Linked DNA regions of Homo sapiens: all the other regions are linked to region 5. The links are chromatin loops, found by intact Hi-C in ENCODE. Cell type or tissue: PC-3. All regions are shown on one strand. Region 1 holds the start of LOC105372637 (a long non-coding RNA gene). Region 2 has its middle 130 kb from the start of LINC00494. Region 3 overlaps SULF2 (sulfatase 2). Region 4 has its middle 62 kb from the start of LINC00494. Region 5 has its middle 210 kb from the start of PREX1. Region 6 overlaps LOC105372646 (a long non-coding RNA gene). Region 7 has its middle 180 kb from the start of LINC00494.

Region 1 (4,000 bases), 670 kb after region 5:
ATGTCCCGGCTGCAAGTCCAAGGCTGGAAAACCAGGCGGGCCTCCGTGGAGGCTGCTCCTTCCCCATCGGGCCTCCGCCATCTGGTTGGGGCATCTCAGACTGAGGAGCAGGAAGTGTGACTGTCACAGGCCAACGCCTGCTGACAAATCTCCCAGCCCAGGTGGTGGCCTGTGGTGGGCTTCCCAGTGCAAGTGGAGGCGGCTTTGGCAAGGGGCTTCTCTCCCCTTTCAATTTCCTGCTGGTTCTGCCCACATGAAACTGAGCTGGTTGGCTGGGCTTCCTTTACTCTATTTGGTTATCTTACTCTCTGAATAAAAGATGAAAAGTCAAAACATATGCATAATGCAGAATTATAACACTTGGATTTGTTTAACTTTATCTTTGCCGCTTCTCGAGTGTTCTTGCACCTAAAGCACACCATTGCATAGAAAAAGACATGCTTTGGAGAAAGTGATATGACTCCTGCTTCCAGGAATGAAAGACATTTTTCATTCAGCTGTTGACATGTGTGAGTCTGCGTATGTGTGTATATGTGTGTGTCATGTCTATGTATGAGTACTGACCATGTCTTTTATTTTCAGTATTCTGATGCTCTGACATTTCCAGGCCTTGCCGACCCTGGACAGCGTGCTCTTCCCATGCCTGCCAATTCCTAAGAGACAGGAAACAACTCATCTGGAGCATGTCTTGCAAATGAAAAACAAATCAAGAGCCCACACGCCCCAACCACCTCTTTTATTGGGCTCTCCCTCTCCAGGGCCAGGTACCAGACAACTAGGAACAGCCCCTATGTCCCAGAGCCTGCTGAAGTGACTCACACTCACAACCCTGAGCCTGGTGACTGCCTATCCATTCATTCCTCAATAAAGTCTCTTGCTCATGTCTCACTTCCTCCCTCTTCCTCTTGAAAGGAAGCGTTCCCCATGTGGCCCTGCAGAGCACGGTTCCCGGGTTCCCAGGGTTCCCCATGTGGCCCTGCAGAGCACGGTTCCCGGGTTCCCGGGTTCCCCATGTGGTCCTGCAAAGCACGGTTCCCGGGTTCCCAGGGTTCCCCATGTGGCCCTGCAGAGCACGGTTCCCGGGTTCCCAGGTTCCCCGTGTGGCCCTGCAGAGCACGGTTCCCCGGGTTCCCCGTGTGGCCCTGCAGAGCACGGTTCCCCGGGTTCCCCGTGTGGCCCTGCAGAGCACGGTTCCCCAGGTTCCCCATGTGGCCCTGCAGAGCACGGTTCCCGTGTTCCCGGGTTCCTAGGTTCCCCGTGTGGCCCCGCAGAGCACAGTTCCCGGGTTCCCAGTGTTCCCCATGTGGCCCTGCAGAGCACGGTTCCCGGGTTCCCCGTGCGGACCGCAGAGCACGGTTCCCGGGTTCCCAGGGTTCCCCGTGCGGCCCCGCAGAGCATGCCATGTCTCCCGTTTCTCGGGACCTAGAATGTAATGAATGTCTTCCCGGATGACAGTACTTTCTGTGTCTGGGGGTCTTACCATACCTGATTAAAACAAATCCCTGATGAATAGAGTGAGTCTCTGTATCCCATTCTGCGGGCATGCACACAACAAATACACACATATTCACAGAGTCCCTTATGTGTGCTCAGACATGTGAACTTTGCATCACAAAACCACTGAGTGATGTCAGAGGCGCCATGAATCATAATGGCAGCTCCTGGCCTGGTATCCAAGAGACCTCAACACGCTGCTAAGTCACTGTTCCCCGCTATGAGAACCGGTCACTCTCTTTGAGCCTCCAGTTGAAGGGAACTAAATTAATCTAGGATGACCCATATTGTGCAGCAGCTAATGACCCAGTTCACCTCTGGTTAATTTTCTGCTTCTGGGTGTCCTGGGAACGGGTGGTGTTTACTCCACTTGGGACAAACCTTTATTAATGAGCCGGAGTGTTGGCTGCTCTAGGCTGAGTGTTTTAATAGAAATCGGCCCATGGGCCAGGGCGTGCTGAAGTTGCAGAATATGAATAAGGCCATTTTCTTTACCCTCTCTCCTCTGCCTTGATTTGCATGACTAAGCTTTTATGCCTTTTAAAAAAAAAATGTGTTTGTTTGTTTCTTGATTGTCGCTCCATCTCCTATGGAGGAAACAAATTACTTACTCACCAGGCAGGGACCTCAGTTTGGCAGAAGTCCAGGTCTGTTCCTCCAGCAAAGGGGAGTAAGACAGCCACACTCAACGCTAGTAGGGACAATTCCAGGAGAGCTGACATGGCCCAGGATGTGGGCTAAATGATTACACAGGTCCCCAGCAGACTCCTTAAGAGGGAAAATACTCCCTCTTAAGGAGTCCTAGCAAAGGATAGCAGTTGGGAGAGGACAGAAAAGAGTCCTTCCTTGTAAAATGTGGCTCAAACTAACAAAGAGCTCCAAGGTGTCTCTCAGTGAGGCTATGGGTTTCCTATGGAAAGAGAAGATGTTGCTAATTCTTTGTAGATGTGTGATTCTCGACTCTGTCAGAGTCAATGCCAGGCTTTTAACACAAATACTTTATCACTTTCCCTTTACTCAACTGAAATGAAATTCATAGAAAATATAACCTAGCTACAGGCATTTTCTTAAACAATGTAATTTCCCCAGAGGGATATAAAGAGAAAAAGAAAGGAATTTATAATAAAACAAAACATAGTTCAACATGTAAGTGCCCTAGTGATATGGTTTGGCTGTGTCCCCACCTAAATCTCACGTTGAACTGTAGCTCCCATAATATCCACGTGTCATGGAAGGGAACTGGGGGGAGGTCACTGAATCACGGGGGTGGTTACCTCCATACTTTTCTCGTGACAGTAAATGAGTTCTCAGGATAATCTGATGGTTTTATAAGGGGCTTTTCCCCCACTTCACTCTGCACTTCTCCTTGCTGCCACCATGTGAAGGAGGACAAGCCTGCTTCCCCTTCCGCCTTGATTGTAAGTTTCCTGAGGCATCCCCAGCCCTGCAGAGCTGTGAGTCAGTTAAGCCTCTTTCCTTTATAAATTACCCAGTCTCGGGTGTTTCTTCATAGCAGCCTGAGAAGACTAATACACCTGGCATTACTAAGGTAGACCGTGTAATTATGTCATCAGATGCTTGAACTTGGATGCAGAATCACAGTGAACGAAGTCACAGATGCGGACTGACTACAGCTGTACTGTTCTGGGCAACTCAGACACCACAAGAGGCTCTGCCATTGGTAAGGTGATTTTTTTCAAACAGGTGAGCAACATTGAATAAATCCTGAAAAGAACAGAGTACAATCTTCCCGTAGTTTACACCATGGGAACAGTGTGGTAAAACTCAGTTTAAAACAGTAAAAAAAATAAAATAAAATAAAAATTATTTCTATGTAAAATGGATTTCAGTTCTGGGCTCAGATCATTTCAAGCAGCTTTTTAACCTATGTGAACATCCAACAAGGCATTCAAAATTAGTGCCAATGCATGAAGCAGCAGCAGCAGTGGTGGGCTTCAGAGGATGATCCCAGAGCTAATCCCTTGGGCAGGTGTGGGTGTCCCATGTTTAGGTGATGAAATGCATCCAGAGAGAGAAGACACTCACCCAAGACCTCACAGCCAGAAAGGGCCAGAGCTGAAATAAAATTCTGTGGGACTCTAACCCCAGTGTGGTTTCCTGCCTTTCTTCTAATGTCCCTTGGCAGATCCTACAGCAGCCCAGCAAATCTCACAGTCCCCATTACAAGACTGACCCATTCTGTCTTGGAACCTGAACCTGAACTTGAAGAGGAGGACCACCTTGACCACTGTCTATTAATAGACGGTTGGAGCGGGTGTGGATGCTATCAGACCCTTGCGTGGATCCCCCTTACTGAGCATGTGCAACTATGTTGGTTTTTTGTTTTGAGACAGAGTCTTGCTCTTGTTGCCCAGGCTGGAGTGCAATGGCACAATCTCAGCTCACTGCAACCTCCGCCCCTCCCAGGTTCAAGTGATTCTCCTGCCTCCGACTCCCAAGTATCTGGGATTACAAGTACCCGCCACCATGCCCAGCTAATTTTTTG
Region 2 (4,000 bases), 140 kb after region 5:
CTCTCTCTCTCTCTCTCCCCAACACCCCGCCCTGCCATCTTTCTTTGTCTCTTTCTTTTTTTTAGAGGCAGAATCTCACTCTATTGCCCAGGCTGCAGTGCAGTGGTCCAATCTTGGCTCACTGCAGCCTCTGCCTCCTGGGTTCAAGATATTCTTCTGCCTCAACTTCCCAAGTAGCTGGGACTACATGTGTGTGCACCATGTCCGGCTAATTTTTTTTGTGTTAGTAGAGATGGTATTTCACCATGTTGGCCTGGCTGGTCTCGAACTCCTGACCTCAAGTGATCCACCTGCCTCTGCCTCCCAAAGTGCTGGTCTGGCCTGTGTTTTCCTTTAAGCCCCTTGTATTCCTGGGCTCGCGGCCCCTTCCTCCATATTCAAGCACATGATTCCAGTCTCTGCCCTGTCACTATAGCTCCTCTGACTCAGACTCTCCTGCCTCCCTCTTATAAGGACCCCTGTGATTACACTGGGCCCAGCCAGGTCATCTAGAGTCATCTTTCTATCTCAAGATCCTTTACTTAATTACATCAGCAAAACCTCTTTGCAATGGACATATACACAGGTCCCAGGGGTTTGAATGTAGACATGTATGGGGGGCCCTTGTTCAACCCCCTATGGGGGGTGGTTGTTGATTTTCAGTAGGATGGTCAGGGAAGACCCCGCTGAGAAGCCACCATTTGAGCAAAGACCGGAGGAGCTGAGGCTGTGGGCCAGGATGACAAGGGTGGAGCCTTCCAGGCAAAAGAATAGTGAGTACAAAGCCAGCAACAGGTGTGCTGGCATGTTCCAGGAAAATCAGGGAGGGAGCCACAGCTGCGGCCGAGTGAGGAGAGGAGCAGCGGGAGGTGAGGTCAGAGAAGCCTTGGGGGCAGAAGCTGCGGGCCTCATGGTTATCATGAAGCTCGGGGTTTTACTCTGAGTATGTGGAAACCATGGAGAGTTCTGAGCAGAGGAAGCACAGGACCTGACCTGGGTTTCACAGGCTTCCTCTGGCTGCTGTGTGGAAAATAGGGAAAGCAAGAGTGGAAGAAGGGAGGCCTGTCAGGAAGCTTTTGCACAATGGCCTTGGTGAGAAAGATTCATGGCTTGGAGCAGATGCTGGGATGTGTCCCCCACATCCCCTTTCAGGAGCAGGCATGCATGCCCCACTGCCCAGGGGGTTGCCTGCTGAGAGCTCACAGCTGAGACCCTCCCCAGAAAATGCCCCTGGCTGACAGGAGCTGCTTTGCCCAGTCACCCTTCCTGGGGTCCCTCCATCTCCAAAGACTAGTAGTAAACACAGGGGTCTAAAGGTCCAGCCCCTTGACTCGATTCATCACAGCTCTGAAGGGCCGTCTTTGCTGCAGACTTCCTCAAAGGATGGATTGCAAAGTCATGCGTAGAGTGTGCAGGGCTCAGGTGACTATCTATATGTCTGTCTATATTTTAGGATCCCTGTCTATATGAGCAATTTGTTAAAATATATATTTCAAAATTCCTGAGCCCACATGAAATCTATTGATGTATCCACAAAGGTGTAGAATAATGGATAGAGAAGGGGTACTTATGTGGTTTATTGTCCAACAGATTGTGTGAAAGTTTTTTGTCATGTCCAAGCAGCACCTCCTTCTGGTCAGGCCCACGTTATATACGAGAACAATGGAACAAGTCGAAGACAAAGCAACACGTCCCCCTGTAAAAACTGTCAGTGTAACTGTCCACTTCCGTATCTGTCCAGTCACTTAACAAATATTGACAGACCATCTTTAAACACAGGCTGCTGTGCTGGTGTCTGGGACACAGCGGTGAGTAAGAGCCGTAAGAGCCATCTGATCTCATGACACTCTCAGGAAGTTCCAGTCTATGAGGATGGACAGCATGCAGGTCAACACATAAACATCATTCAGACTGTGAAAGATACAATAAAGGACACAGATTGGGAGATGGGATAAAGAGTCATGGGGGTGGAGCTACTGTCTCATTTTGGGTGGTCTGGGAAGGCCTCTCTGAGGAGGTGACATGTGGGCTGAGTCCTGAAGGATAAGAAGGGGCTGCCATGGGTGATTTGAGGGAACAGCACACTAGGTGGAAGGAACAGCAAGTGCAAAGGCCAGAGATCAGGAGGATCAGAGATGGGGACAGAGTATCTAAGAAATTGGGAGAGTGGTAAGAGATGGGGATGTAGAGACACTGTCAGGTGAGATAGGGAAGGGAGCCAGGTGTGGTGGCTGACACCTGTAATCCACCAGCCTGGGCAATGTGGCGAGACTTCATGTCTTAAAAAAAAAAAAAAGCCAGATGTGGTGGCACATGCCTGTGGTCCCAGCTACTGAGGAGGCAGGAGGATCATCTGAGCCTGGAAGGTTGAGGCTGCAGTGAGTCAAGATCATGCCCCTGTAATCCAGCCTGGGTGGGTGACAGAACAAGAACCTGTGTCCAAAAAAAAAAAAAAAAAAGGAAAAAAAAGGGAAGAGAATGTCACATTGCAATGACAGTGTTTTGTTTCATTTAAACAATTTTCTCTCCCTTTTGAGTCCAGCCTGACACTCAGGAGACGGAGAGAGCCTTCCGCTCATTCTGCCTCAGGAGGAGCTCGAACCTGCTCCCTTAAATCTCCATCAGCTCCGGCAAGCCCTTGGGCTCTGCTGGCTGTAACGCTGCTCCCTGTTTACCAGAGGCTTTTGCTGGCACATTAAATGTATCACTCATACCCTGAACTAGATCGAGCCACAGAAAGCTTTGATTCATGGAGCTGCTGGTCCCCGTTACCACAAGATATGCATTCTTTCTCTTTGTTAAGGAATTAAGGTGCCATATTGAAACTTTAATCTTTAAATACAGGTAAATAAAACATGATTATAGAAATCATTTTCAGTAAGAAATTCATCATGAGCTAAAGTTTCTGCCTTACTGAATTCATCTTTTGGCAGTGGGTGGTTGTCCCTGCTGCAGATAATTGTGATCCTGAATAGCTGGACCTGTCTGTGTTCACTGTGAACCAACGGTTTCCTTCGAGGGCCCCAAAGACCCCGAGTGTGAATTGCCTAAGTGGGTGGGGTCTCTTACCCTGTGAGTCCTCCCACCAGGGGCCCCATCCTTCCACCCATCTTTCCTCAGGCCTGTTTCCCTTGAGGTCTGAGCTGGGGTGCCCAGTGAGGGGTCATCCCTGCTGTGAGATAAAACCAACGGGTGATTCCCCACCCCCATGCAGGGCCCTAGAGGGTGTGCGCGACTTCAGCCATCTGATCAAGGATGGATTCGACTCCCTGCTCAGGGCAGCAGCTCGTGGTTCATTCAGCCCCAGTGGCGTCTAGATGGGACACACAGAACTGAGGTTTGGGTCTGATGTGATTAAGCCGCCAACTGGTGTCCCTGTGTCTTCTCTTTCCTGACACCAGACACCAAAAAAGAAACAGCTCCAGACACACCAGTTAGTGAATTCCGAGGGTGAATTTGGAGCCAGGTGGCCTTTGAAGGCTCCACCTGGGTTTTGAGCTTTTGTTTTCTGCAGCAGCAGCAAACCCACTGCTCTGGGCTGCGAATTGTTGTTTACTAAATGCACAGGTGGTCTGGAGTGATGTTTTCCTTCTTTAGCAAAGTAGCACATGTTCCTTATGACAGTTAGACATGCAAAGAGGCAGGCATGTTTTTTAAGGATAAGTTAAACATTCAACAGGTCCACAGGGACTGAGTAAAAGATCTCCCCGCAGGTCAGCCCCTCAGCCTCCCAGTTTCTTCTTGGTGAAGCCAGTGCAGGGACCCACAGTGGGGCTGGTGGGTGGGAGGCTATCTCAAGACACCAGGAAGCAAATGAAGGGTCCCAGTCCATTTTGACCCCTATGCACGGATGTCGCTGGCTTGGACCAGCCTTCTGCAGGCCCCCAGTGAGAAGGGGACAAACCAGGCTGTGACCCTGGCCATTTTCTCCTACGTTATTACCATTCCCTCGCTGCATACCCTCTTTCTGGCCCATCCACAGAATACAGACCTGTCCTTGTAAGCTGGCCGTTCTTGCTCC
Region 3 (4,000 bases), 960 kb after region 5:
TGTCCCCCTTTTGACTTACAAGAAGTCTACGCTACAGGAGGCCTTTCATCAAACCCAGGGGAGACACTGGAGGCCTCAGTGGGCTCAGCGGGTTCCTGCGCAGGCCAGGCCGGAAAAATGACTCGGTTCCCTTGCAAGGGCTGGCTGGAGGAGAAGGCGGGCTTCCTTCAGGCAGAACAAGTACCTCCTCCCCACCCAGACATGCCGGTGCTTGCCCTGGGGCCCGGGGAGTGCAGGCTGCCGCTGCTGAGCACAGACACGGCAGCGTGGGGGCAGTCACCAGGCCAAGTCTTTGTTGTCCAGCCTTGAAGGTTTCAAGGCCTCCTCTTCTGCCCCTCCCTCAGATTGAAACCCTGCAGAACAAAATTAAGAACCTGAGGGAAGTCCGAGGTCACCTGAAGAAAAAGCGGCCAGAAGAATGTGACTGTCACAAAATCAGGTGAGGCAGTAGCAAAGGGACCTCCCTAAGACCCCACTCTCCTACAGGACAGTTCAGTTCATCCCCTCTCGTGATTGACCCCTTTCATTTTTTATTTTTATCTTTATCTTCTCCCCTCATGGCATTAAAAAAATCCGTAATTTACCTCCCTGTTGTCAGCCAGTGTGGCACACGGACCTGCTCCTCAGCCAGGCTGGCGCCCAGATTCCAGTACTGCTAGCAAGAGACCCGTGCTGGCTGCGCAGAGCCGGCTCCAGGCCGGAAAAGTGCCTCTGCCGATTGCCCTTTCAGAAATCCCCCATGTGGTTTGAGGTCCATGTTCCCGGCTTAGGGGTCCCCTGGCCCAAAGGACTGAACTCTAGAACAGCTCTAATAGAACATTCTGTGCTGACGGAAATGGGCTATATCTGCACTACACCACACGTGGCTGGTGCATACTTAAAATTTTGGCTAGTGTCACTAAGGAGCCAAATTTTTTATTTTGCTTAATTCAAATTGAAGTAGCCACCTGTGGCCAGTGGCTACCATACTGGACAGCACAGCTGTAGAAGCCCTGCTGTCTTTCCAGAAAGTGTTGCAAAACACAGGCTTCCCTGTGTTGACCCCGACCAAGTGTGAGTAGGCAGGGTGGTGAGGGAACCAACCTCAAGATGCTGAGGCTTTGACATGTAAAATTAACCATCAAAAAAGAAAGGAAAAAGGATGCTGAGGCTGATGCACCTAAAGCCAGGCCCAGCTTCTAGTCGTGGCTAAATTACAATTAACCCAACCTGCTAAAGTCTAGCAAAAGTCCAGGCAGAGTCCTGGCTCATGCTTGGAGAAAGAAGCCACTCAGGCAGGCACCTGCTGCCCTGAGGATAGGGTCATGCCCTACCCACCACCACCCCAGAAGGAGGGACAGGGGTGGGGCAGCAGCAACACATGGGAGTCCCAGAAATCACAGCTTGCACCTGCCAGCGGAGCCCTCTGAGCCACTCCTGAAGCCTGGGGCTGGGGGGGTCTGTTACAGCTACCACACCCAGCACAAAGGCCGCCTCAAGCACAGAGGCTCCAGTCTGCATCCTTTCAGGTAAGAGCAGCTTGAGGTCCTGGGGAAGAGATGCAGAGGCCTGCATGAGGAGGTGGCCCTCCCTTAAGCTAAAACTCAGAAGAAAAGGAAAGAAGTCCAGGCCCTTCCCTGGGAAGTCCACGGTAGCCCTCGAAGAGGCCTTACTTCCCAATCAACACTGAGCGGGCCTCCGACGCCCCCTTGTGGCTAAATGGGGTTACCGCAACTCCACCAAGCAGGGCAGGACACAGGAAGGAGGGGAAAGGGGTGTCAACAGGAGTCCCAGTAGCTGCCTGGTTCTGTCCCCAGCTTGTGCCCCCTTGGGAGTTAAAGTAGAATGACAAGACCCAGGTTCTGGTCCCGGCTCTGCCTTGGAGCAGCACTGGGACTTGGGACCCTGAATTGCTATGCCCATGGCTCTCTGTTGGAGAAGCCTCAGCGAAGCCCTTAGGTGGACAGGAAGAGCAGAGACATGGGGTCACTGATCCCTCAGAGGCCCAAGGTGTGTGTGGCCCTCTGCGCCCATAGGAAGGGCCTGCAAGAGAAGGACAAGGTGTGGCTGTTGCGGGAGCAGAAGCGCAAGAAGAAACTCCGCAAGCTGCTCAAGCGCCTGCAGAACAACGACACGTGCAGCATGCCAGGCCTCACGTGCTTCACCCACGACAACCAGCACTGGCAGACGGCGCCTTTCTGGACACGTGAGCAAGCCCAGGGCAGGGGTGGACAGGCTGAGGCCCAGGGGTTCAAGAAACTTCTCCACTTAGTGACCCAGACCTCTCTCAGAAAGGGGGTCCCCAACACCAGGGGTCCACGGTGCTCGGGACAGCCTCTTGGCATTTGACGAACTGGTTTTAGGGGCTGTCCCTGACAGGAATCACTGTTGGCAGATGGGGCCTCCTCCCGCAGGCACTCAGGACATGCTCTCTCTTCCTTGGCAGTGGGGCCTTTCTGTGCCTGCACCAGCGCCAACAATAACACGTACTGGTGCATGAGGACCATCAATGAGACTCACAATTTCCTCTTCTGTGAATTTGCAACTGGCTTCCTAGAGTACTTTGATCTCAACACAGACCCCTACCAGGTACAGGCAACCCGAGCTAGAGGGATGGGGGTGTGGGGTACACCAGTGCTGCCAGGTAGGCCCCCCCCAACCTCAGGGAAGTGATGACAAATTGTCCAAGTCCCACTGAGTCCCTGAGCCGGTGGGAGTAAGTTGTGAAGCTGCTGAGATTGGGGGTTCTGTGTTCAATCAGCCTTTTTTGCCTCCATCACCCTGCTTTTTGCCTCCATCACCCTGCGTGTGTAATATATATGGCTTCTTCCCTCTAACTTAACATGCAGCATGCAACCAGGTTTTGCCGGAACTTGTGAAGACTCCTAACACTGTCAGGCTGTAGGATCAAGCCAAATATCACCCACTGCAGGGCCTACACGGACCGCGCAGCTAATATAACAGTAACACACTGCACCAAGCACTCTGCTAAGTGCTTCCGTACAGTAAGCCATCTAAACACACATGCGACTGAAGTGGCCCAGGACCACACAAGACCAAAAGGAGCAGTGGCATGTCTGGTCATCGGAACATGTGGGCCCTTGTACAGGGACAGTCACTACTGAGCTCCAGCACTAGAGCTTTCCTGTACTGTGGCCTTGGTATTGCCCAGGCTTTGACCTTTCAAGAAAAGCCTGAAATAATTTAAATGAAATCTGATGTTTAAATGTCAGCAGCACAAATGCTTTAATTACTATATAGGTGTGCAGTCTTTCTCCTTAGATAGGTTCACCCTCATACTTTACCAAAGGGGTAGGTTAAGTCCCTCACCGGTAGCTCCCAGACTACACAAGAACCCAGGCCACTTACCCGTCCTTTCATCAAATGGCTGCTTTGCAATCAGGAGGAGCTGAGGGCCCCTGAATGAAGGCTGCTGATAAAACCAAGACTTGGAAGGCTTTCTTTCCAAGCTTGGGAAGTTTCCTGACCAGTGGCTGCAGAACTCCAACGTTAAATACACAGACGTGGTTTTTATTCTCCTGAGTTTTCACTCTCATGAAGAGTGAACCTGGTGGGACTTGAAGCCAAAAAGTCACCTAACTCTTCCAAACGCTGGCTCTTGCAGAAGTTGGAGTAAACAGGTCACCAGCCCCTAGCACCTTCCACCCGCCACCTGCCTGAAATATGTCCCCTGGTTGGTAGAAGGGCAGGGCGAGAGTCCCTGTACTTACCTTGTTGACAGACTACCTTTTTTGCAACCAGCTGATGAATGCAGTGAACACACTGGACAGGGATGTCCTCAACCAGCTACACGTACAGCTCATGGAGCTGAGGAGCTGCAAGGGTTACAAGCAGTGTAACCCCCGGACTCGAAACATGGACCTGGGTGAGTAGGCACCCCAACGTGGGGCCCTTGGACAGCAGGGTAACCAAAGGAAGGGACTCAGGAGGTGGTGTCTACCCCAAGAATGAGCCTGAAATCACCAGGCTTTGGGAGGTGATACAGTTCCAGACGAGTCAT
Region 4 (4,000 bases), 200 kb after region 5:
GAACTTGAAGGTTAATATTTAGAGTTCCAGAAGCACCAAAAAATTTGAAACTATCAAAAGTGGTCAACCCTAGGCATGGACTGAAGGTGAAAACATAGGACCTGAGGACTGTTGCTTTTTGTTTTCAATCCGATTTAATTTAATAAAATATAAAACCTTAAAAAGTGTGTTTTTCTTTTCTTTCTATTGACTCTGAGCCAAATTCCCATTAAAGAACTAGAAACTCCATCCACTCAAGTTCAGCTTCAAGATGCAGGGTAAGGAGGAGCCAGAGGTCACACTTACAGAATTACCCAAACCAGGGCAATTAGGCAAAACCAAGGAAGTTAATTATCTAGGTCAGTAGTTGGCAAACGTTTTCTAAAAAGAACCAGAGGGTATAAAATAGAAAGTATTTTGGCTGGGTGTGGTGGTTCTTGCCTGTAATCCCAGCACTTTGGGAGGCCGAGGCAGGCGATGGCTTGAGGTCAGGAGTTTGAGACCAACCCGACCAACACAGTGAAACCCCGTCTCCACTAAAAAAAATACAAAATTAGTTGGGCATGGTGGTGCATGCCTGTAGTACCAGCTAATCAGGAGGCTGAGGCAGGAGAATCACTTGAACCTGGTAGATGGAGGCTGCAGTGAGCTGAGATCATGCCACTGCACTCCAGTCTGGGCGACAGAGTGAGACTCCATCTTGGACAAAATATATATATATATTTTAGGTTGTGGAGGCCATTCTGCCCTCAATTCTCCCCATTTTATTGCAAAAGCAGCCACAGTCAATATGTAAATGAATGAGTGTGTCCGTGTTGCAATAAAACTTTATTTACAAAATCAAGTGTAATCAGGTTTGGCCCACAGGCTGTAGTTTGTTGACTTCTGAGCCAGAAATTCAGAATGAGATGGTGCAGGCCAAAGGATGGCTCTGCAGGATGTACCTTCCTGGAGAAACCTACCAGAAGGGATGCATTGGGAACATCTGGGAGTTCACCCAGTCTCACCATGAGAATGGAGACCCCTGTATCTGTAGGTCATTTGTGCACGCCTGAAAGATGCCACCAGGCTTGACAGAGGCCTGGCCAGAGCCTCAGAATAAACTGAAACAAAGTGGAAGGGGAATGGGCTGTTTTGCATAAATTACTGATGCATTGAGAAGATGGTTTTTCATGCTGATTGGCAATAGGTCTCTGGTGGATTTAAAATGTCAATGTAAACAACCTTTGCTGAACCAGAGTGCACTGCCTTTAGAAAACCAGACAAAGAATCCAGAACTTACAGAAGATGAAACAAGAAAAAGTGGGGATTTGTTGCTTATATTATGAAAGCATTCATCATTTTACACCAAGAAAGATTTCTAAAGCAGAAAATAAAATTATATCATTGGCAGGAAGTCAGAATGTGATTTGTTTCACGAAAATTCGATTAACACACCTCCTTCCATAAAAATCCCTGCAGTACTGACCTGTCCGCTGACTGTCCCCATCATATGCTCCAGGAGAGCAGGGACCCTACAGGTTCCTTTTCCATTCTGTCACCACTGTGCTCAAGTTGAAGCTCAATGGGTATTTGCTGTGCAAGTGGATGACTGACAGGTTTCTTTCTACCAATTAATTTATGAATATTTTATGCAGAAATTCCAGAAAGACCTAGATCTTTTTCTTTTGTGTGCTCAGGGCTCTTTGATTAGGATGTAGAGAGCTGGGACATAAACTTGAATTAATTAAGGTCATACAAGGTATCAAACTCCAAAATGTGAGTGGCTTTACCAAATAAAGGTTTGTTTCTTGTTCCTCTAATTGTCCAAGCGAATGCTCCTGGTTGTGTGTAGGGAGTGCCCCCCTGTGGTTTGGGGACCCAGGATCCTTCTCTCCTGTGGCACTGCCACCTTCAGCTTGTGGCTCTCAAGATAGCTCTGTGGGGCGTTCATCTTTGTTCTGGATGCCCTGAAGCATCCACCATGAAAGCTTACACTCCATACCTGCACCTGATACAGAGGACGCTGGAAATGTGGTCTCCATGTGAATCCAGGAAGAAGAAATGGGTTTGTGATGAGCACACGCTTTGCCACACACAAAATAACAGTATGTTAAGATAGAAGTTTATTTCTCTAGCACACAATAGTCAAAAGCAATGGCCCAGGGCTGCTGTGGCGGCTCCATTGTCAGGGACCCCAGCTCCTCCTGTCTTCCTGTTTTGCCATCACTAGGCTAGGACCTTTGGCAGCAAGCTCCAAGATGCTTCCTTTCTGTACTCAGAGTCCTGCCAGCAGGACTCTTATATCTAAGGGTACACAGAGTCCGGCTAGCAGGACTCATCTCTAAGGGTACACATAACCTGCATCCCTCACTTCTCACATCCCTTTGGACAGATCGTGGTCAGGTGGCACATCTCCTGCAGGGGGACTGGGAACAGCAATCTTTAGCCTAGGTGACCAAGCACCCAACTAAAAATCACTGTCTGAAGGAAGGGAAGGACACTGGGGTACAAGGAGCCATCTCTACCCAGGAATTAAACAGAAAAGACCTTTCTGGAGGAATGGAAAGAGCTGGAAGGAGAACAGAGAAATGAACTAAAATGGAATAGAAGGGGAATGTGCTGTTTTGCATAAATTACTGATGCTTTGAGAAGATGACTTCTCATGCTGATTGGCACTGGGTCTCTGGTGGATTTCAAATGTCAGTGCAAACAACCTTTGCCAAACTAAGACCGCCCATCAAGGTCGTCAAGACTGGGTCCAGTAGATAAATATTCCCCACAGTAAAATCAGGATGTTCTTGCTGGAAAAATCCGATTCTGGGCCTCTTAGCAAACGTCCATAGCAGAGTTCCACGGGAACAGCGATCCTCAGCCCTATTAGACTGAACTGTATTTTATGATATCTTATGATGATGCTTTACTATTCTAAAATGAAATTCAAAAATAATAGGAATTACCTATATGTATAACCTAAAAGCAAATCAGGATGATGTCTTAATTGTAATATAAAAGAGGGAAAAGGGAACAAGCTTGTTATAAAATAATACAGATAATACAAAATAATAACTTCTATAAAATGAACTTATAATAAATATGTGAAAATGATTACGTGTAGCTACACTAGACAAACCCCAGAAGCAGCGAGACGTCTGCACCTCCAGTGATGAGTAGGCCAATCAAAGAGCAGGAAGCCACACGGCTCAGCAGCACTCTGCACAGGCAGTTAGGGAAAAAGGAACAGTGGTGTCTGTGGGCAGAGACTACAAACTCTATGTTCAATGTCCTTTGAAAGCTGCCATCAATACCTAGAGTTCTGTGTAAAATGGAGTGAGTTTCTAGGCTCATGAATTATTCTAAGGGATATGGATAAGTCATGGGACTTTGTTGTGTCTGAGTGTCCTGAATGTGGCAGAATTCTAGTGTCCCTGGACTCCTATTGAATAATTGAATAAATGTCAGTGTCCCCAATCAAAACACAACCAAAACCATCCCCACAATATCCAAAATGCCCCCAGAAGGGTATGATGTCCACCATAGATCACTACACTGAAGGGCTGGGCGTGGTGGCTCAGGCCTGTAATCCCAACAATTTGGGAGGCTGAGGTGGAAGGATCACTTGAGCCCAGGAGTTCAAGACCAGCCTGAACAATATAGCAAGATTCCATCTTTACTAAAAAAAAAAACCATAAAAAAAATTAACCAGGTATAGTGGCGCATGCCTGTAGTCCCAGCTACATGGAAAGCTGAGGCTGGAGGATCACTTGAGCCCAGGAAGTCAAGGCTGCAGTGAGCCACCACTGCCTGCAAGACAGAACAAGACCTTGTCTAAAAAAAAAAAAAAAAAAAAAAAAAAGGAAAAACTGGAATTCGCAAACCTAAAAAGACTCAGTCCTCTTCTCTCAAATGCAGCTATGTAGTGCAGTACTTGGCCAAACAGAAATTATTCTTGTTTTTCAAATGGTCCCCTTTGGGAGCTTAGGATTTGAAGCCTCAACCCCAAGGAGGGGTCCTTAAGTCCACACTCTACTTACATGTAGCC
Region 5 (4,000 bases):
GGTCTCAAACTGATGGCTCCAGGCTGAAACTTGGAACTAAATGTGGGTTTTTTTTTTTACTTCCTTCCTGATATGGTGTTTTAAAAAAATGAATTATATTTATGAACCAGCAAATTTCATCTCTGAATTCTGATTTTTAGTTTGTCTCGAAAATCAGAAGCTCTGAGCTGGGTGTGGTGGTGCGCACCTGTGGTCCCAGCTACTTGGAGGCAAAGGTGGGAGGATTGCTTGAGACCAGGAGTTCAAGGCTGTCGTGCGCTTTGATCACACCTGTGAATAGCCAACTGCACTCCAGCCTGGGCAACGTAGTGTGGTCCTGCCTCTTAAAAAAAAGATTAAAGAAAAAATCAGAAGCTCTGGTCACACTGGTCCACATTCCCACCTGGCTACATGTCAGCTGGAGCTGAGGAGCGGCTGTCTTCTTGAGGAGGGTGCCAGCTCTCCAGCTCCCCGGAGCCACGTGGTCCGAGCACTCATCCGGCCTGCTCACGCTGACGGCCAGATCCTTAGCTCTGGACTTGCCATGGCGATGTCAGCTCGGGGAGGACCTGGTGACCCGGAGTCACTGTGCCGTCCAATGGAGAATCAAGGGGCAGGCGCAGCCCCGCATTGACGTCTCTCGGAGCCTCTCCTTCTCTGCTCCTCCAGGATGAGGGCAGGGCCCAGGTGGTTGAATTCCTCTGAGCCTCAGTTTTTTCATCTGTCAAAAGGTGCTGACCCAGAGATGGCCCCTTGGCGTGGACTGCAACAGAGGCCACCCAGGAAGTGGAAGGTACGATGGGGTGTGTTGACCGCTTTATGATTTTATCTAAATAACTGTTGGTGTACTTCCTGTCCACCTTCCCCCCAGCAGTAAGAGCAGGAACCACACCCCTTCCATACTGTAGCCCAGGGCCAGACAGTGGTGAATCACGGCTAAATATTAATAGAAGAAAGCAGGGTTAGCACAGTGATCAGAGCGGGGGGCGCAAGCCACACCCATCTGTGGCCAAGCGGGCCCCTCTAACCTCTGTGTCTGCCACGTGGGTTCATTCATGGGGGGCTGGACTAGGACCTTTGAAGTCAGACACCCTCGCCTGCTCCTGAATCTGTCAACACCTGATACTTGCTGAGTGGCCATATCTGAGATTCTCTGTCTTTCTGGGACCCTCAGCTTCCTTCTTTGAGAAATGGAGACTTTACGCCCACCTGGCTGCCTTGCGGGGGTACCAGGAGTCTCCTCCAGGGCCCCAAAGTGGAACTTCCCGGGATAAGTGTAGTGCCCTGTCTGTCCAGCAGGTGGTGCTGGGGACCGCGTAGTGCCCAGAGGCTGCTGTTCCCCGGGCTCCAGCACTCAGACCGAAGGCTGGCTCCTGGGTGCAGGTATTTGGGACAGAGCCAGCCTGGAGGCGGGGCCTGGAATCGTCTGGACAATGGGCACTGGCGCTATCCCTCTCCTGGGCTGGGCTTGCCGTGAATATTTTCTCTTTTTTTCTCTCTTTTTAAAAACTTTTTAAAATTTGTCTCTTTCTTACTTTCGTCCCCCTCATTTTCTTTCTCTCTCTCTAAGCTTTTCTATATTTGTCTTTGTCCCATAACATATGTCTGTGAGCTTGACTCGATTTTTCAATTCTTTCCTTTCGGGGATCTTTCCCTTCTCTCTTTTCTCTTTTTTCCCTTCCTCTCTTCTGATTGGAGGAGAAGGATATGAAAGGCCCTTATGCACTGTAAAGCGGGGTGCTTACGAAGCTTGTGACCAGAAACCCACAGTCACTGGTGCACCTTTGTGGAAGTGACGGCCACTAGATGGCGCTGTGGGCCAGGGCGCCCCGCCTAGCCTTGCGGGCCTCCTGCCCAGAGCTCCTGGGAGGCTCCCACTGCAAGCCTGGAGCTCGGGGTTTGCAGGCAGGGGAGGCCGAAAGCCAAGCCTGAAGCTGCCTCCCTCCGGGCACTGGTAGCGTTCCCTGGAGGGCTGGAGTGGGGCAGGGGTGGTTAGGAGAGGGATGCTAAGGAAATGCCTCCGCTGCCAGCGCCTTCACCAGCTGCACCTCCCATTATTGCAGCCAAAGTTTGCTCACAAGGACAGTGGCTGGATTTGAGCCCAGGCCGTGTGGCTCCAGACCCTGAGCCCGGGGCTCTGTCTGGGGTGTGGCCCAGGGGCAGGTCCTTGGGTGCGTGAGGGTGGCTTGGCTCAGCTCCTCTCCCTGGGTCACTGCAGCGGCCCTGTGCTGTTCTGTTTTCCCATCCCGAAGTCCTGAGGGTCTCAGCAGAGGGGCCCAGGATTCAAGTCCATCCACTCCCAGGGCGGGTCCCTAGCCAGCCTCTGCCCAGCATGTGGGGTGGGTGCTTCCCTGTCCTCCTGCTTCCTGCAATGTTTCCCTTCCAGCACTTTCCAGGCTCCAGTTCCCCATGCTGGGCTGCCCGAGCACCCCCACCCTGCAGCTGGCCCTGCTGCCCTGGCTTCCACCTCCAGATCCTTCTTGCCATGTCCGCTCCAATCAGAGCCAACCCACCCTGTGCCCCTCCCAGTGGCTCTGCTGCCTGCTGGACACATGTCACCGCCACGGGGCTGATGGGTAACGGGAGATGCTCTCAGGTCCTGATTTGTGCTTCGCCAGAGCCCTCCTAGAGCTGTAGGTGATGATGGGCACTTTCCAGACACTGGCAGGGCTGAGATGAGCTGCTCCAGGGACAGGAGGTTCAGAGATGAAGAGCTGGAGGAGGGCCAGCCCTGCAGGGCACACAGACTTGCATTGCTGGCTTTTGGCCCAAACAGCTCTTTGAAAAACAGCACAGGAATGGCCCCGGTGGGTGGTATCTGTTTTCATGGTGCGTGGCTGACACTGGAAGACGATGGACCCGTGGCTGCTGGGTATCAGGGGAGGGGAGGGGGCCTGGGTGTGGGATGCAGGGCTGCCCTCCTTCCCTCACATCCCCTGCTGTCAGGAAGAGGGCAGGGGGTCCTGGGGCACTGAGGCTGGGGAGACATGAGGGCTGTCACATCTGTGTCCTATCCAAGCCAGATCCATGTCCTGTTTGCAGAGTCTTGGCCATAAAGAGGGACTGGGAACACTCTGCCTCACCCTCACCCTCGCACCCTCCTCTGATCCATCTGGGTCTGTCTGGATGGCAGAGGCTCAGAAGGTCTGACCCTACCCGATGGTGGAGGCTCAGAATGTCTGAGCCAGAAAGGACGTCGACGAAAGTCTAGAGCCAGGTGCCCTGACTCACGCCTGTCATCCCAGCACTTTGGGAGGCTGAGGCTGGAGGATTGCTTGAGCGCAGGAGTTTGAGACCAGCCTGGGTAACATAGTGAGACCCTGTCTCTATTAAAAATAAAGAAAAAAAATTAGCTTGGGGTGGTGGTGCAAGCCTGTGGTCCCAGGCTGAGGTGGGAGGATCACCCGAGCCTAGGGAGGTCGAGGCTGCAGTGAGCCATGATCAAACCACTGCTCCGCTCCAGCCTGGGTGATGGAGTGAGAGACTGACTCCAAAAAGAAAAGGAAAGACTCGCCTTCCTCCTCCTGATTAACAGGTGAGGCAGATCCCCGTGCCCCATAGGGACTGCAGGGACACTGATGCTTGGTGCTGATTGAACCCCTACTGTGTGTCGCAGGCTGTGCACATCACCTCACTGAATCCTCACGAGAGCCCTAGGGGGGCACCATGGTTGTCGCTGTCCTCCCACTGTGGAGCTGAAGGAGCTGAAGGGGGAAGGCGCTCCCCGAGGGGCACGCAGTCAAGGAGCCTCTGAGCCGGGATTTGTCCTGTCCCAGGTCCTGGGTCCCCACCCGCAGCCCCACTCGCTGCTGGCAGAAGCAGGTCACCAAGGAAAGACCCAGGGGGCTTCCCTCTTGGGGCTTCCAGTGTATTAAAAGTGAAGGAATGCCAAGAAAGGGCTATAGAAACCACGGGCTGGCTGAAATGTTGAAGGAACAAACGAACTCTTTATCGTGGTGCTGTTCAGGAAATAAGAACTACATTGACTTTGTAAAAGTACGTTCATCCCAGGTGCATCTGG
Region 6 (4,000 bases), 59 kb after region 5:
GCTTATTATAGATGCCATTCCATGCCCAATGAATTAGAAGCTGCTGTTTAACAAGGAACCCAGGTGATTTGTATGCACACGAAAGTTTCAGAAGCACTGACTAAGCAACTGTTAATTTACTCTACTCCTTGCAGCTGAACAAATCCTGATTCACATTCAAATAGTCAGCACTCCAAGTCACTAAGAATCCCAGCCCATCAAGGGTTCCCTTTTTCAGAAAGAGCCAGATGATCTGCATTCAGAAGCGTGGTGTCTCCTGGCTACTGTCCATCTCTACAGCAGGTCACACACAATTTTTTGGATCATCTGATTTTCACCAGAGCATGAATCTCTTCGGGACTTCTGTGTAAACAGTTTTCTCAAACTTTTAGCCAAAAAGCTTCTCTCCTCCAGCCCCTGGGGTGGGTCACGTCACTCCTGAGGCCCTGAATGGGAGCCAGTGAGAAGGGCTGTTGGCAACTTTCTTCCCTTAACACGCTTGGCTTCCACTTGGTCAGACACTTCTTGGGTAGTGGTTATGGTACCCAGGGATGGACCTGTCCATCAATCCACATAAGAAAGCTGCGCAAAACGATCCTGGGGTTGGGATAGAAATTATCTAAGTCTCCATCAGGGCCCAGGTGTACAAAACTGGGGGCTAGGATTTTCATAAGATGAAGCTATGGGTCAGAGGCCAGGACCACTGGGCAACGCAGACTCAAAGTCATAAGATGTGGGTTTCAAAATCATAAGCGAGCATGAAGAGCTGCAGATGAAGCAGTCTCTGGGTGGAGAGAATTCCCTGCTTCTGAGGGAGATGATGTCTAAGAACTGGTAGTCTCTATTATGGGACAGGATGGGCTGGGAATATTCCCCATACAGCCTAAATCAGGAGACTAGAACCATCTCTGTGATGCAGGTCTCAACACTTCACCAATTCCAGAACAGTGGAGAGAAAAATCATCCCTCAATCAAAGGGGAATGAGCGCCAAATGCCAGCGGTGTTCTCTGTATGATTGTATTGCCTTTATAAATACATTAACCAGGTGTTCAAGATCATTGCATAGGAGCCATATTCTGGGCAACAGACACACGTAGGTTCATTTGGACACACGGGCGTGCACGCACACCCAGGGGCATATTGTCACTCTCCAACCCGGCGTTTTATAGTCAACTCATCACTCAGCTGATAAGTTTGGAAACTTAGCATGTTATTAATGCTTCAGGGGAAGTAATATATTTAAAAAACCCAAAAAACCCCCAAAAAAACAAGCCAGCAAGTATCACCAAAGCCTGAACCTCACACCCACCTTCTAAGCCATGGTGTGTACTTAAACTTGGCCCAGGGCAGGAAGGGTCTTCATGAACAAATGTCCTATGTGCCACCAGCCTAGCCCAGCACCATTACTCTTTGAGTTGCTTATGAGGACACTAAAGTTGCTTATGAGGACACCTTGTGGGCTGCCTTGAGTTTTCTCTCCTCCTCGATGCTGCACAAGCAAGAGGCCAGGGGTCTTCAGTCTGTCCTCTCCACCCCGTTTCTATATTTAATGAATGACTTTTTTTTTTTGGATACAGAGTCTCATTCTGTTGCCCAGGCTGGAGTGCAGTGGCACGATCTCTGCTCATTGTAACCTCTGCCTCCCGGCAGCTGGGATTACAGGTGCCCGCCACAGTGCCCTGCTAATTTTCTTATTTTTAGTAGAGAGAGGGTTTCACCATGTTGTCCAGGCTGGTCTTGAACTTCTGATCTCAAGTGATCTGCCCACCTTGGCCCCTCAAGTTCTGAGATTACAGGCATGAGCCACTGTGCCCAGCCATTAATGACTTTAAGTTAATTAGAACACTCTGGTGGCTCTGTAACAGGAGATGGAGATGCAGTAAGAAATCCCTTTCACAGTTCGCTACAAGGTGAACAAATCTGGGGGTGTCCTCTAGGGAAAGTCTGTCTCCCTGCTCTCTGTCTCCACTGAGAACCTGCTTTAGAGCAGCCTCCTCTTCTCTTCCCCAGTGACAGGGAGCCTGGTGGGAAAGAGACGGGTGACAAGAGGGGCGAGAGGGCAGTGTTCCAACACACACATGAGCAAATACCCAGATTCAAACATAAACCTAAGTTTATGGAAAAATTAATGCTCAAAGACGTAAAGGGTCTTGCTCAAGGTCACGAGGCTGGCAAGTGGGGTTTGAACCAGGTGGAACTGTACCTTGACGTGGAACGCATACCCTTTCCACCGCGCTGGTGCTTTTTTTTTTTTTTGAGACGGAGTTTTGCTCTTGTTGCCCAGTCTGGAGTGTAGTGGTGTGATCTCAGCTCACTGCAACCTCCGGCTCCTGGGTTCAAGCGATTCTCCTGCCTCAGCCTCCAGAATAGCTGGAATTACAGGCGTGCACCACCACACCCAGCTAATTTTTGTATATCTAGAGATGGACTTTCACTATGTTGGCCAGGCTAGTCTCGAACTCCTAACCTCAGGTGATCCACCCACCTCGGCCTCCTAAAGTACTGGGATTACAGGCATAAGCCACCATGCCCAACTGCACCAGTGATTTTCTAATTGGGCCCTTAGAGTCCAAGAAAGTGCCATCAGGGTCTAGGGGCTGGGGCAGGGAGGCCCAGGGGTAGGACCTGCTTTTTAGCTGCTTTTTATGTTGAGTCCTAGATAAGATGTGTGAGAGTGTGTGTGTGTGTGTGTTGCCAAATAAAATACAGGATTCTTGGTTAAATCTGAATTTTTGATAAATTAATTTTTTAGTATAACCATGTCCTATGTGATATTTGGTGCATACTTACATAAAAAATTATTCTTTGCTTTTCTGAAATACATTTTTTTGTGTGCTGAATCTGGTGAATCTGGTTGTGTGTATGTAGAGAGGAAAAATAGTTTTGGAAACCACTGTGTCACCGCATATTGCCTTCCCTCGGGCCTTGAGTTTTTGAGGCCTCTCTTCCCCACACTGGGCCCTGCCTATAATTTTCTACTCTATCCCTTTCCTGCCATCAAGGAAACACCATGAAGGGGACGTGGCAAATTGAATTTAGCATAGAAGAGGGGGCTGTGGCTGGGCTGGTGGTATCACTTGTTTACTTGGGTTTTCTTTCCATTGTCACTGTTCAAAGGTCCCGTGTGGTGATGTCTGCATTTTGCCCCTTCTCCTTTAGGGGAGAGGGGACAAATCTTGTTTGTGACTGTGTGTGTGTGTGTGTGTGTGTGTGTGTGTGTGTGTGTGTGTGTGTGTATATGTATGCATGTGTGTGTTTGCCTGTGAGTCCCGCTGTAAGTCTGTGCGTGTGTGTGTATGCATGTGTGTTTGCCTGTGAGTGCCTCTGTGTGTGCGTGTGTATGCATGTGTGTTTGCCTGTGAGTGCCTCTGTAAGTGTGTGCGTGTGTGTGTGTGTGTGTGTGTGTGTGTGTGTTCATTGTAGGCAGGTGCTGTAGGTCAGGTGTTTTAGGCTGATCTTAACTTACCAGCTCAGACACCCATGAGCTCAGGGAGTCTGCAAAGCTCCTTCAGCCACCTTTCTTCCCCATAATTCCCAGCAAACTACTTGGTCCTCTGGGTTCAAGGCCTCAGCCTGTTTTCCAGGTCCTTCCATGCAGGTGGGGACTGTTGGCCGCATTCTGGAGCTCGGTGTCTGCCTGGGAGACTTAGGGGCCTCAGGGTCTCAGATGTCCCTGGCGTGGGAAATCTCTCAGCCATGACTCAGCTGGGCCTGGGTGGGGCTCAGCAGAATCCTTGGGGCCCCCACAGCCTCCTGATGCTCCAGCCCCTGCTGCCTCCATCCACAGTGTCTGGCACAGCCTTTCCCCTCCCATGTCTCTCGCCCCTCATGACATCTCTCACTGGTATCATCCTGGATGGACAATTGGGCCTTTCAAGCTCTTCATGCCACCCCGACTCTTCCCAAACCCCCTTGAGGGGATCTTTCTTTTGATGTGTATAAGTCATGCTATTCCTTCTATGGCTTTCTTGGCAGCATTTTGTGAAGAATGCCTGACTTACGTTTAATGACAAAGAGAGA
Region 7 (4,000 bases), 440 kb after region 5:
GGGTCTGACCAATCAGAAGTCTCTATCCCATGACCACAGTGATTGGTTAAGATATGCACATGTGACCCAGTTAAAGTTACTAAAGGCCAATTCTCAGGTATCGGCCTCAGTAACTGCAGGAGCAGTGCTCTCTTTCCACTGCAGTTGCTGAGAAGTTACGATGCTGAGCTGGAGCAGCCGCTGGCCACCTTCATACGAGTGAACATCTACCCTAAAATATAGCCAACTCAGGGGAATGCACAGTTTAAAAATAGAGAAAAAGAGCCACATGGTGACATCCTTTGAGTTCCTGGATCCAGCCACACCCAAAGCAAAAATCCCCATCCTGCTTCAAGTCTGTGATTCAATGAAACACTTGGTTGGATTAAACCAACTGGGGTAGGATTTTCTGTCACTTGCAACCACAGAATCCTGATGGATACAAGACACTCTTTCTCATAGAGCCTCTCTTGAAGCTGCTATTTGATTACTGCATGGTCTTCTAAATAGTAAATATAAAATATCACACTTGGAAAGAACCCAACTTTTAGGCCTTTGGTGGGTAGATTTTTTCCTGAGGATTCAAGTCAGCAGCCTAGAGACCATCGTGTGTCAAGGTCTTAACCTCAGACACTCGCTCTTCTTTGTTACTTTAAAGCTGTCTAATGTAGAAACCCCTGAGATGCTGCTCCATAGACATGAGAAGACAGAGTCCTCGGGCCCTGCGCAAGGTCTGAGGCCCATCACCAGCTCAGCTTCTGCCCTTTTGCAAAACACTGGTCTTTTTGTCTCTGATGATGTGAGTCCATTGCTCACATATCTGGCTGTTTCATCCAAAAAAAAATATTTTACTTTTGGCTTAAAAGCCCATCTCAACATAAACATCGGAGCTCCCGAATGTTGCTCTAACAGCTTGACAACTCTGTAGGTGTAGAGCTGGCTGCCCGCCAATCCAAATTTTTCTGCTTCTTTCTTTTAATATAAACAGAGCCTTTGAAGAACTGTGGATTCATTGAATGAACAAATGAACTTGTTTACATAAAACATGCAGGAGGAAATTTCCACTGTGCTTCAACATATAATTTCAGTCTGTTTTTGGATGGGCTGGTGCATTATGGAGATTGTTTTTCTAGACCAGGATGCTGTCCTCCATATGGTGGCCTCATTGTTCACTCCAGTCGGTAAGTTCAAGGTTTAGCTATGAGGGGAGAAGGGGTACAAAATTAAATTCTGCTATGTTGGTTCACAAAGAACAGACTCGAGTTTGGAAGACCCCTGACCAATTATAGGAAAGAAAGAAATGGAAATGTGTTTTTTTCTTAGTGTATGATGTTTTATAGAAACAGAAGCAAAGGTCTTCTGGCCGGCTCTTCTGACCCTCCACTCCAAATATGCACCCTGAATCTAGTGATTTACATTAATTTGTAGAAGTTAAAACAAGCGAGGAGGTCGCTCAGGATGGGTTGGGTAGGATGATTAATGATAGTTTTATGTCATTTCAAGAAAATAAACATTGCTTTTCACAGGCTTTGTGTGCAGCCCTATGAATCATCTCTTGGTTAATAAAGAGGCTCCTCCCATCACTCTATTTGCTGGTGACAAATCACTTTAGGAGGGGGTGACAGGAGTTTTCAGAAAATGCCTTGTGTGATGATGTGAAATCCAGAGATAGAATATGCCGGTGGAAAGTTCAGGGAGGATGAGAGGGTGTGTATTAGTCTGTTCTCATGCTGCTAATAAAGATACACCCAATACTGCATAATTTATAAAGGAAAGAGGTTTAATGGACCCACAGTTCCACATGGCTGGGGAGGCCTCACAATCATGCAGGAAGGCAAATGAGGAGCGAAGTCACTTCTTACATGGTGGCAGGCAAGACAGCTTGTGTAGGGGAACTCTTCTTTATAAAACCATCAAATCTCATGAGACTTATTCACTATCATGAGAACAACGCGGGAAAGACCTGCCCCATGATTTAATTATCTCCCACTGGGTCCCTCCCATGACACATGGGACTTATGGGAACTACAATTCAAGATGAGATTTGGGTGGGGAAACAGCCAAACCATATCAGATGGTGTGGGCATGAGATGCCGGTGGTGGGGGATGTGTGGTATGGGGAGGTCTTGGGAGGAGGTGGCCATGCCAACACACCCTTGGAGGATATTGGTACATCCATGGGTCTGCAAAGGTCTCACACATTGGTAATCACCAAGGTGGATGTAGGAAATGCTCCTGTTTCCTCCCCTATTGTTACCAATGAGGACTTTTTATCATGAGTTGATGGCGAGCTGGTTTGATCAGTAGTTGGAAGCGGTAAAGTCTACTTATAAAATATATAAACAAGCCCTCTTGCAAGGAGTTACATTTTATTCTTTATTTCCTGTGAATGGTTTATAAATTAATACCTCTAGGATGCTACCTTCTGGGACACCAAAATCAAATCACAGAGTTCTTTAAAAAGTCTTCACATTTCAGCTTCAGCTAAGGGCCTACTTGTGCTCCTCCAGCCAAGCCAGATAAAAATTTAAATGATGATAATAATAATAACAGACTACATTTAGTGCCACGCACTGTTCTGAGCATTTCTGCACTTTAATTCAATCATTACAACAACTATGTAAGGACCACTTAGTCCTATTTTGCCAGTGAGGAAACTGAGGCACAAGCAAATTCAGCACCTGGCCCACAGTAATGGATCTAATAAAGGATGGAGCCAGGATTGGAACCTGAGTGGATGTTAGGGCCTTAGATGAGATTGAAAAAAAAAAAAGAGTGAGCCAAGAGCTTCAGTCTTTACTGAATAAAGGGGACTGAGTGGGATGTTTCCAGATGAGGGGCGGAGAATGTTGGACGGGAGTTAAAGACACATGGCAAGAGCTTCAAGCAAGATGTGCTTTTGAAATAGGAAGAAGGAAAGTGATATATTGATTGTCATGAAAAACAGAGAGGGGGCTGACCCTGCCTCTAGACTTGGAGCGCCTGAATTGTGAGGGAAACAAAGAGAGCTTCCTTGGAGAGGGGCTGCTTGTCCTCAAAGAGAGTCAGATTACAGGCAAGGCTGGTCCGTGGAGGGACTGGGAGAGTCATCTGGAGATGTTAGGGAGAAGGGGGGATTGTTGATAAAATAATTGTCTTAAAGATTTTAGGAGGCAGAGAAGATAATAGTGGACGGAAGGGTCAGATGAAGCAAAAATTAGGAGAGAGGGTAAAAAATTGTGTTGATAGAGACAAGAACTAACTTACAGATAAAAGGAATCTCTCAAGGAAAAAAAAGACAATGCAGCAAGGGAGCAATACAAATACCGAAAATAATAATTCAAAAAAACTTCCAAAAACAAAACCTTGGAAATTATTTGTTAAAAGAGCAGGCTGCATCCTGTGAATAGTGACCCATCATGACCAACACCAAGTTCAAGTAAAATTGCTGGACTTTAAAGAAAATGAAAACAAAACAAAACAAAAAAAAACTCCCACAAATTCTTTGGATCCATGATTGAAATGTCCAGAGGGGATCTGATGGATTTCAGGCCTGGCTAGATCCAAGGGCTTAAATCTTTTCATCAGGACTCGGCCTTTCTGGCTTTTTAATCACTTATCTCTGTTTGCATTTTGTGGCTCCCTATGTAGGCAAATTATCTCTATATGGTGTCTCCAAGCATTTCTCAGCTTCTATTATCACAACATAAAATCCAGCATAAAAAGAATATCTCTCTTGTTTAACAATCTCAACATAAAATCCAGCATAAAAAGAATGTCTCTCTGTTTAACAATCTCAGTGACAATTTAAGACTTGCATTTTGATGAACCGACTGGGGTCCTAGGCAGCTGGTGAATCTGATGCTCTGATTGGCCAGGCCTGGGTCACCTACTCACACCTAGGGTCAGTCCAGGACACCCGAGTAAGGTGAGAGTGAGAGACAGGTGGTTTCCCAAGAAAAACACACATTCTGACCTCAAAGGGAGGAGAAATGGATAAAGCATAGGCAAAACAATTTCTGTCCACTCAAATTATTAACCT

The links. Peaks named below come from ENCODE experiments on the same cell type or tissue, not always from the same donor. Only the 100,000 strongest peaks of a DNase experiment are listed, where the experiment ranks them.
Region 1: a loop joins it to region 5, with 18 times the contacts of the local background. A loop is called at or near these places in 2 of 110 quality-filtered maps.
Region 2: a loop joins it to region 5, with 19 times the contacts of the local background. A loop is called at or near these places in 5 of 110 quality-filtered maps.
Region 3: a loop joins it to region 5, with 10 times the contacts of the local background. A loop is called at or near these places in 106 of 110 quality-filtered maps.
Region 4: it touches region 5 in a loop (36-fold over the local background); 12 of 110 quality-filtered maps call a loop at or near these places.
Region 6: a loop joins it to region 5, with 8 times the contacts of the local background. A loop is called at or near these places in 3 of 110 quality-filtered maps.
Region 7: it touches region 5 in a loop (5-fold over the local background); 8 of 110 quality-filtered maps call a loop at or near these places.

Annotation. Positions count from the first base shown.
Region 1 is chr20:47,948,410-47,952,409 of GRCh38, reverse strand. LOC105372637 (a long non-coding RNA gene) reads right to left here and starts at 1,600. Exons shown (of 7, transcript XR_936793.2): 1 at 1,486-1,600; 2 at 565-653. RefSeq lists enhancers at 1, 614-1,173. In PC-3, a CTCF peak has its summit at 2,285; DNase peaks (open chromatin) are centred at 779, 2,139 and 2,999; H3K27ac peaks cover 3,827 bases.
Region 2 is chr20:48,483,077-48,487,076 of GRCh38, reverse strand. No RefSeq gene overlaps it. Among named protein-coding and RNA genes, the nearest start is that of LINC00494, 130 kb to the right of the region's middle. In PC-3, a CTCF peak has its summit at 1,616 (motif pointing left); a DNase peak (open chromatin) is centred at 1,706; H3K27me3 peaks cover 1,071 bases.
Region 3 is chr20:47,661,638-47,665,637 of GRCh38, reverse strand. SULF2 (sulfatase 2) reads left to right here. Exons shown (of 21, transcript NM_001387048.1): 14 at 345-439; 15 at 1,449-1,508; 16 at 2,016-2,185; 17 at 2,426-2,568; 18 at 3,742-3,865. Among named protein-coding and RNA genes, the nearest start is that of SULF2, 120 kb to the left of the region's middle. RefSeq lists enhancers at 1-819, 1,353-1,402, 1,433-1,572, 2,383-2,432. In PC-3, CTCF peaks have their summits at 1,500 and 1,702 (motif pointing left); a DNase peak (open chromatin) is centred at 1,687.
Region 4 is chr20:48,419,560-48,423,559 of GRCh38, reverse strand. No RefSeq gene overlaps it. Among named protein-coding and RNA genes, the nearest start is that of LINC00494, 62 kb to the right of the region's middle. In PC-3, a CTCF peak has its summit at 1,841 (motif pointing left); no DNase peak of the experiment used is centred here; H3K27me3 peaks cover 3,681 bases.
Region 5 is chr20:48,618,446-48,622,445 of GRCh38, reverse strand. No RefSeq gene overlaps it. Among named protein-coding and RNA genes, the nearest start is that of PREX1, 210 kb to the left of the region's middle. RefSeq lists enhancers at 1,403-1,462, 2,285-2,993, 3,029-3,529 and a silencer at 1,763-1,892. In PC-3, CTCF peaks have their summits at 1,041, 1,249 (motif pointing right) and 1,786 (motif pointing right); DNase peaks (open chromatin) are centred at 895, 1,285 and 1,885; H3K4me3 peaks cover 2,026 bases; H3K27ac peaks cover 2,590 bases.
Region 6 is chr20:48,559,055-48,563,054 of GRCh38, reverse strand. The region is part of intron 1 of LOC105372646 (a long non-coding RNA gene); the gene reads left to right. Among named protein-coding and RNA genes, the nearest start is that of LINC00494, 200 kb to the right of the region's middle. In PC-3, no CTCF peak of the experiment used is centred here; no DNase peak of the experiment used is centred here; H3K27me3 peaks cover 1,019 bases.
Region 7 is chr20:48,177,774-48,181,773 of GRCh38, reverse strand. No RefSeq gene overlaps it. Among named protein-coding and RNA genes, the nearest start is that of LINC00494, 180 kb to the left of the region's middle. In PC-3, no CTCF peak of the experiment used is centred here; DNase peaks (open chromatin) are centred at 943 and 1,533; H3K4me3 peaks cover 510 bases; H3K27ac peaks cover 2,301 bases.